Regions from separate parts of the Homo sapiens genome. Here region 2 is linked to region 1. The links are chromatin contacts, found by Hi-C or POLR2A ChIA-PET in ENCODE. All regions are on one chromosome and are shown on one strand. The core of a region is the stretch at or near the end of the contact, and the rest is flanking DNA. Distances in the headings are between cores, read along the strand shown.

What was found. A loop is a pair of places that touch in the nucleus more often than their neighbours do. ChIA-PET counts read pairs that join two places held with the same protein, here RNA polymerase II (POLR2A).
Region 2: a loop to region 1 is called in a map with no recorded cell type, with 6 times the contacts of the local background. The contact joins the enhancer-like site here to the promoter of SECISBP2 in region 1. A Hi-C loop is called at or near these places in 1 of 37 single-sample maps with no recorded cell type. POLR2A ChIA-PET finds 5 or more read pairs at or near these places in 1 of 52 experiments (activated T-cell).

The regions. Positions count from the first base shown.
Region 1 is chr9:89,317,167-89,319,881 of GRCh38, reverse strand. It overlaps SECISBP2 (SECIS binding protein 2), which reads right to left and starts at 1,382. Exons shown (of 17, transcript NM_024077.5): 1 at 1,270-1,382; 2 at 85-230. The coding sequence starts at 1,305. RefSeq lists a silencer at 1,023-1,342 and an enhancer at 1,513-1,732.
Region 2 is chr9:91,173,576-91,176,290 of GRCh38, reverse strand. The region is part of intron 2 of LINC00484 (long intergenic non-protein coding RNA 484); the gene reads right to left. Among named protein-coding and RNA genes, the nearest start is that of LINC02937, 12 kb to the right of the region's middle. Within about 2 kb of position 1,355, at least 4 of the 41 ENCODE cell types and tissues checked have a DNase peak (open chromatin) inside an H3K27ac peak, as active enhancers do.

The sequences.
Region 1 (2,715 bases), core at 133-2,632:
AGTAACTGCTGAGTATTTGAAAGTCTAATCACCATTAAATCCAAAATGTAAGCCCCTAGGTAAGACTTTTAGAAAGATACATACTCTGTCACTGGTGGTTCCTGAACAAACGGATAGTATGTGGCTGCAGAGCTGGGGAAGACACATGCTTCTGAGGACTCTAACCATGCCACATTGAGCCCGGCAAATCTGGGGACAAATGGTTTGACATCTGCTGATAACTTGATGCCCTGAGGAAAAATATGAGGTTTTGGCCACAAACATTCAGAGATCAAGCAAATATAAACAAACAAAAAGACCCAAGAGGTGTTCCTAATAGCCCCAGAAATGTTCCCGATGTTGTTTAAAAACTTCTGCCTCGTAAAGACAAGAACCTGCTTGCTAACGATTTCTCCCCAATGCTTTTTTTTTTGTAGAAAAGGCAGTAGTTCAAACATTAAAAGTGAAAAATGACAACGAATTCAAGTGGAAATAAAACAACACAGATTATATAGTTTAGATCTTGGAATAAGGGTGTTTTTACCACAGATTCACTTAGAAATAATAGAACTGCACACAGTACAACTACTGCAGTCAAATACACGTGGACTGTTTAACTACAGCACCCAAAACACACTGCAGACGTTTATTTCCATTACATTTTCTTGAAAAAGTTGCACAAAAGCATATGCATTTTACTCATGAACCACTAAGTCTTGCTTTATTGAAATACCAAACCTTGCTTTGCTAGAAAATATTATCACCACGAGCCTTTGAAATTTCAATTCACTAAGATTTCTTTCTTTAGTTTTTAGTGACGTAGTAAGAGATTTACTTTCACCGAGAATTTTATGGGTCTAAAAATGATGCAAGCGATCGCCAGGGCTCCATCTAGTGGTAATGCTGAGTACGTAGAGCGGAGAATGACGTTCAGAAAAACGCAGGATCCTTTAAAACAATCTATCCGTTCCCAAGAGCGCGGGAAGCTCGCCAGAGTCCCCCCGCCCCGACTGCGGGGAGCGCCGGGCTGGGCCGCAGTCACTGCGCTGGGTGACATCGCACCACAGACGCGGCGCTAACTGTGGGCGGGGTCTGTAGCCGCTGACCGCCACCCCAAGGCGGACCCGAGGCGGGGCGCGAAGATCGCGGCCACCCGGTAGGGCGCTCCCGTGCCGTCACCAGCATCCGACCCACGCCCGCTGGACCAGCCCCGTCACCGCCCGGCCGAGCCCCCAGTGCGAGGCAGGCGGACGGACTGAGGCTGCCGAGAGAGCCCCCGTCGGCCCTTACCTCGCTTTCGGGCTCCCGCGGCCCCTCCGACGCCATGCCGCGAGGCGCGGAGGAGGCCGCGTCACGGAGGCCAGCAGCGGGCCGTCGGCTTGCCGGACAGACAAAGCGTTTCCGCCCCCGCAGGCGACGCCAGGAAGTGCGTCACAGCAAAGCGACAGAGCCCGCCCTTTCTTCCGGCCGGAAGTACGCGGCGGCGGCACTGGACCTGCGCGGGCAGCACGTGGAGGCAGTGGGGCGCTTGCGGAAAATGGGGACCCCCAGGAGTCCTCTGGGCTGGGGACCCACCGTAGCTTGCGGGAGTCTTGGATCTGCCTTTTAGTGCTGGGATATCGGAGATAGTCTCCACCAAGGCAGTAGCGACTATAAACAAGAGTTAGGCCGTGATTTACTTTTCTCCCCTGGGCCTCACGAGTCTAGCGTTAGGACGGGATGGGGTAGTCTGGAAAGGCCTCTCGCTGAGGTGACCTTTGAGCAGTCACCTGAAGAGAAAGATTTACTAATAAGGAAACTGAGGAGGCCGAGATTACTCTCACCCCCGCCACTGCATTTCCCTAAAATTTCCCCAAGATTGGTGACTTACAGGAATTGCATACCCTGTAGGTCCTACAAACCTGGAAAGCCTACAAGACTCTTGATGGTATCCTAAATTTCCAGAAACCTTAAGTTTGGAAGTAGCCACAGAAAATAATTTAAAAATCGCTCGGTTTCTTTCAAAAATTAAAAAAAGTGCTAAGATATGGTCAAGAGATGGAATAGTATAATTTTCACGAGAAAAAAAAAGTTCTACACAGAGCAAATTCGTTAAATATTGAGAGAAATGTATAAAGTGCGGCAGGGATAGGAGGTTGACCAAAAGTACAGGGAAGAATGCAGAGTGGATTTCAATAGATGGAGGAGGAACTTTCCTCTCACTCAAAGGCTTGGAGGAAAGTGCAAGTGGATTTAAGGAACAGAAAATGTCAGCAAAACAGGCTATTTGAGGAATGGGGATTAGGTTGAGGCAAATTGTAGGTTTCCTCTGTCCCTTGCACAGACGTTAACTCTACCATTGAATACGAAGTATTTCAAGCAAGTAAGGCAGGTGCAGCTCCAGTTTTTTCAGATTTCTGTCCTGGTGGGTCTCAGTTCACTACACAGCCTCTAGCAGAAGTGATCCTTAGGGTCTGGTCTGGCAGGAATTTATGCTGGAAGTTTAGGGGTAGCTGTCGCCTTCCTTTCAGCACTATTGGGTCTACCCGGAAGTGTAATGAAGTTTACTTGATTTTGTCATGTTTCTGTTGGTTACCCTGGACACAACCTATGGTAGTGGCAGTAGATTTTAGGATGCTGCTAATCACAACCTTCAAAATTTATTGCCCTCATGTGTAAAGACACCCTTTCTTAACCAATGGACCTGATGTATGCTGGCTGCTCATTTAAGATGTTTCTATAGCATAGCAATTAATT
Region 2 (2,715 bases), core at 106-2,605, 1.9 Mb before region 1:
AGCCTCAGTCTGTTGCCCATGCTGGAGTGCAGTGGTGCGATCTTGCCTCACTGCAGCCTCTGCCTCCTGGCTCACTGCAACCTCCACCTCCCGAATTCAAGCGATTCTTATGCCTCAGCCTCCCGAGTAGCTGGGATTACAGGCATGAGTCACCACACCTGGCTAATTTTTGTATTTTTAGTAGAGACAAGAGTTTCACCATGTTGGCCAGGCTGGTCTCAAACTCCCAACCTCAAGTGATCCTCCCGCTTTAGCCTCCCAAAGTGCTGGAATTGCAGGTGTGAGCCACATCACCAGGCTCTTCTTGAATTTTTCTACATCCTTCTTCACCTACAAATCCCTTCCCAACATACATGGTTTTCCCAGGGTCCTAGTTAATATATTTGAATATCTTCCAAACCGATAATTTGGTTTTCTGTGTTTCTTTGTCTAGATTTAGCTTTTCTTTCCTTTTAAAAATTAATTTATTACCAAATTTGGCAAGCTCTTAAAAATACATCGTGGAATGGAGTTTAACATTATTAAGTTGGGAGCTGATTTTGGTTCTCATTGGCTTAAATGAGCCATTTCTTCCACAATGGAGCCTGCATACACTTTGCAACTCTCATAAAAGTATTAATTTGTTAACTTTAGTGTTGTAAAAAAGTTCTTTTTAGTGGAGTGGAGGGGGTTAATGTTTTGTTATCTTTTGATGCGAGGTTATGCTGGTCCCATGAAACATGGATGTGTTCCCTCTTCCTCTATTTCCTGGAAGAGTCTGTGTACATTTGGTGCTATTATGTCTTTGAACGTTTGATGGAATTCACTTGTGAAACAATCTGGGCTGGTTTCCTTGGTGGGAAGGTTAATGATGACAAATTCAATTTCTTTCATGGATACAGGATTATTCATATTTTCCCTTTCATCTTGTGTAAATTTTGGTAGATCGTACTTCTCAGGAAATTTGTTCAGTTCATTAAGTTGCCAAATTGATTGCTATAAAGTTGTTCACAAAATCAGCTTATTATTCTTTTAATATCTGAAGTGGTAACCAGTGTTTCATTTCTGATATTTGTCATTTGTGCTCTATTAATAATTTTTTCTTATTAACTAGTTATGACTTTATTTTGTTGCTTTTAAAGAACTACGATTTAGCTTTGTAATCTTTTTCTTTTTTAAAAAAGATTTTTTTTTTCACTTTGTTTCTTTACAATCCCTTGTGTTGAGGGCGATTTTCAGTAGATCACAGCGAGGGAAGCTGTGTAATCTTTTTCTAACATTTGTTTTCTCTCTTGTTGACTTCTGCTCCTTCCGTCTTCTTTGGGTTTACTTTGCTCTTCTTTTTTTAGCTTTTTGAGGTGAACTGTTCCGTCTCTGAGGTCACATGTTTCCTCTTTTCTGACATAAGCCTTTAAAAGTGTAAATTTTCCTCCTCACACTGCTTTAACGCATCCCATACATTTTGATATATTTATTGTATTTTTACATATCTGTCAATTAGAAATATTTTTAAAATTCTTTGGGATTTTTTTTTGAAATGTGCATTGTTTAGAAGTGTGCAGGTTAATTTCCAAATATTGGGGTATTTCCTTGATCTGTTATTATTTCTAATTTAATTCTGCTGTAGTCAGTGAACCTACTTTGTGCTATTTCAAATATTTTTAAATTTTGGGGACTTGTATTATGGCCCAGCATATAGTTTGTCTTAGTGAACTTTCTATGTGTACTTGAAAAGAATGTGTAGTGATACAGAAATAGCAATTAGGTAAAGGTAACTGATGATAATGTTCACTTCCTCCAAATGTTTACTGATATTTTTGTAACTGATCAATAAGCTGATGAAAGAGAAGTGTTAAATCTCTTAATATGAGTGTGGAATTGTTTCTTTCTCCAACAAACTAAGCAGAGAAAGGGACTTCTTCCACCTGATAAAGGGCATCTGTGAAAAACCTGGAGCTAACCCAATACAATACTTATTGTTGAAATATTGAATACTTTCTCTCTAGGATCAGAAGGATAAGGAAGTAAGTGCATGCATTCTCTCTCTCTCTCTCTCTCTCTCTCTCTCTCTCTTCTTCTGGTTAATTGTACTGAGAACCTAGCTATGGCAATGAAGCAAGAAAAACATGTAAAGGCATAAATATTGGTGGGAAAGAAGTAAAATTGTCTCTATTTGAACATAACATGATTGTTTACATAGAAAACCTCAAGGAAACTACAGAACCACTAGTATAAGTCTGCAGGATACAAAAATCAATAGCATACATACATATATACTAGCAGCAAACAATTGGAAAATGAAATTTTAAAAAATTTATTTACAACAGTACCAAATAAAATATTTTTAAATATTTAACAAAAGATGCAGAAGTCCTTTTCACAGAAAACTGCAGAATATTATTAAGGGAGACATTTTAAAAGACCTGTACAGGCCGGGCATGCTGGTTCACGCCTGTAATCCTAGCACTTTGGGAGGCCAAGGCAGGCGGATCACCTGAGGTCAGGAGTTCGAGACCAGCTTGGCCAACATGATGAAACTCCATCTCTACTAAAAATACAAAAATTAGCGGGGCATGGTGGCACACACCTGTAATGCCAAATACTCGGGAGGCTGAGGCAGGAGAATCTCTTGAACCTGCGAGACAGAGGTTGCAGTGAACTGAGATCGCACCACTGCACTCCAGCCTAGGTTACAGAGTAAAACTTTGTCAAAAAAAACCAAAACAAAAAAAAAAC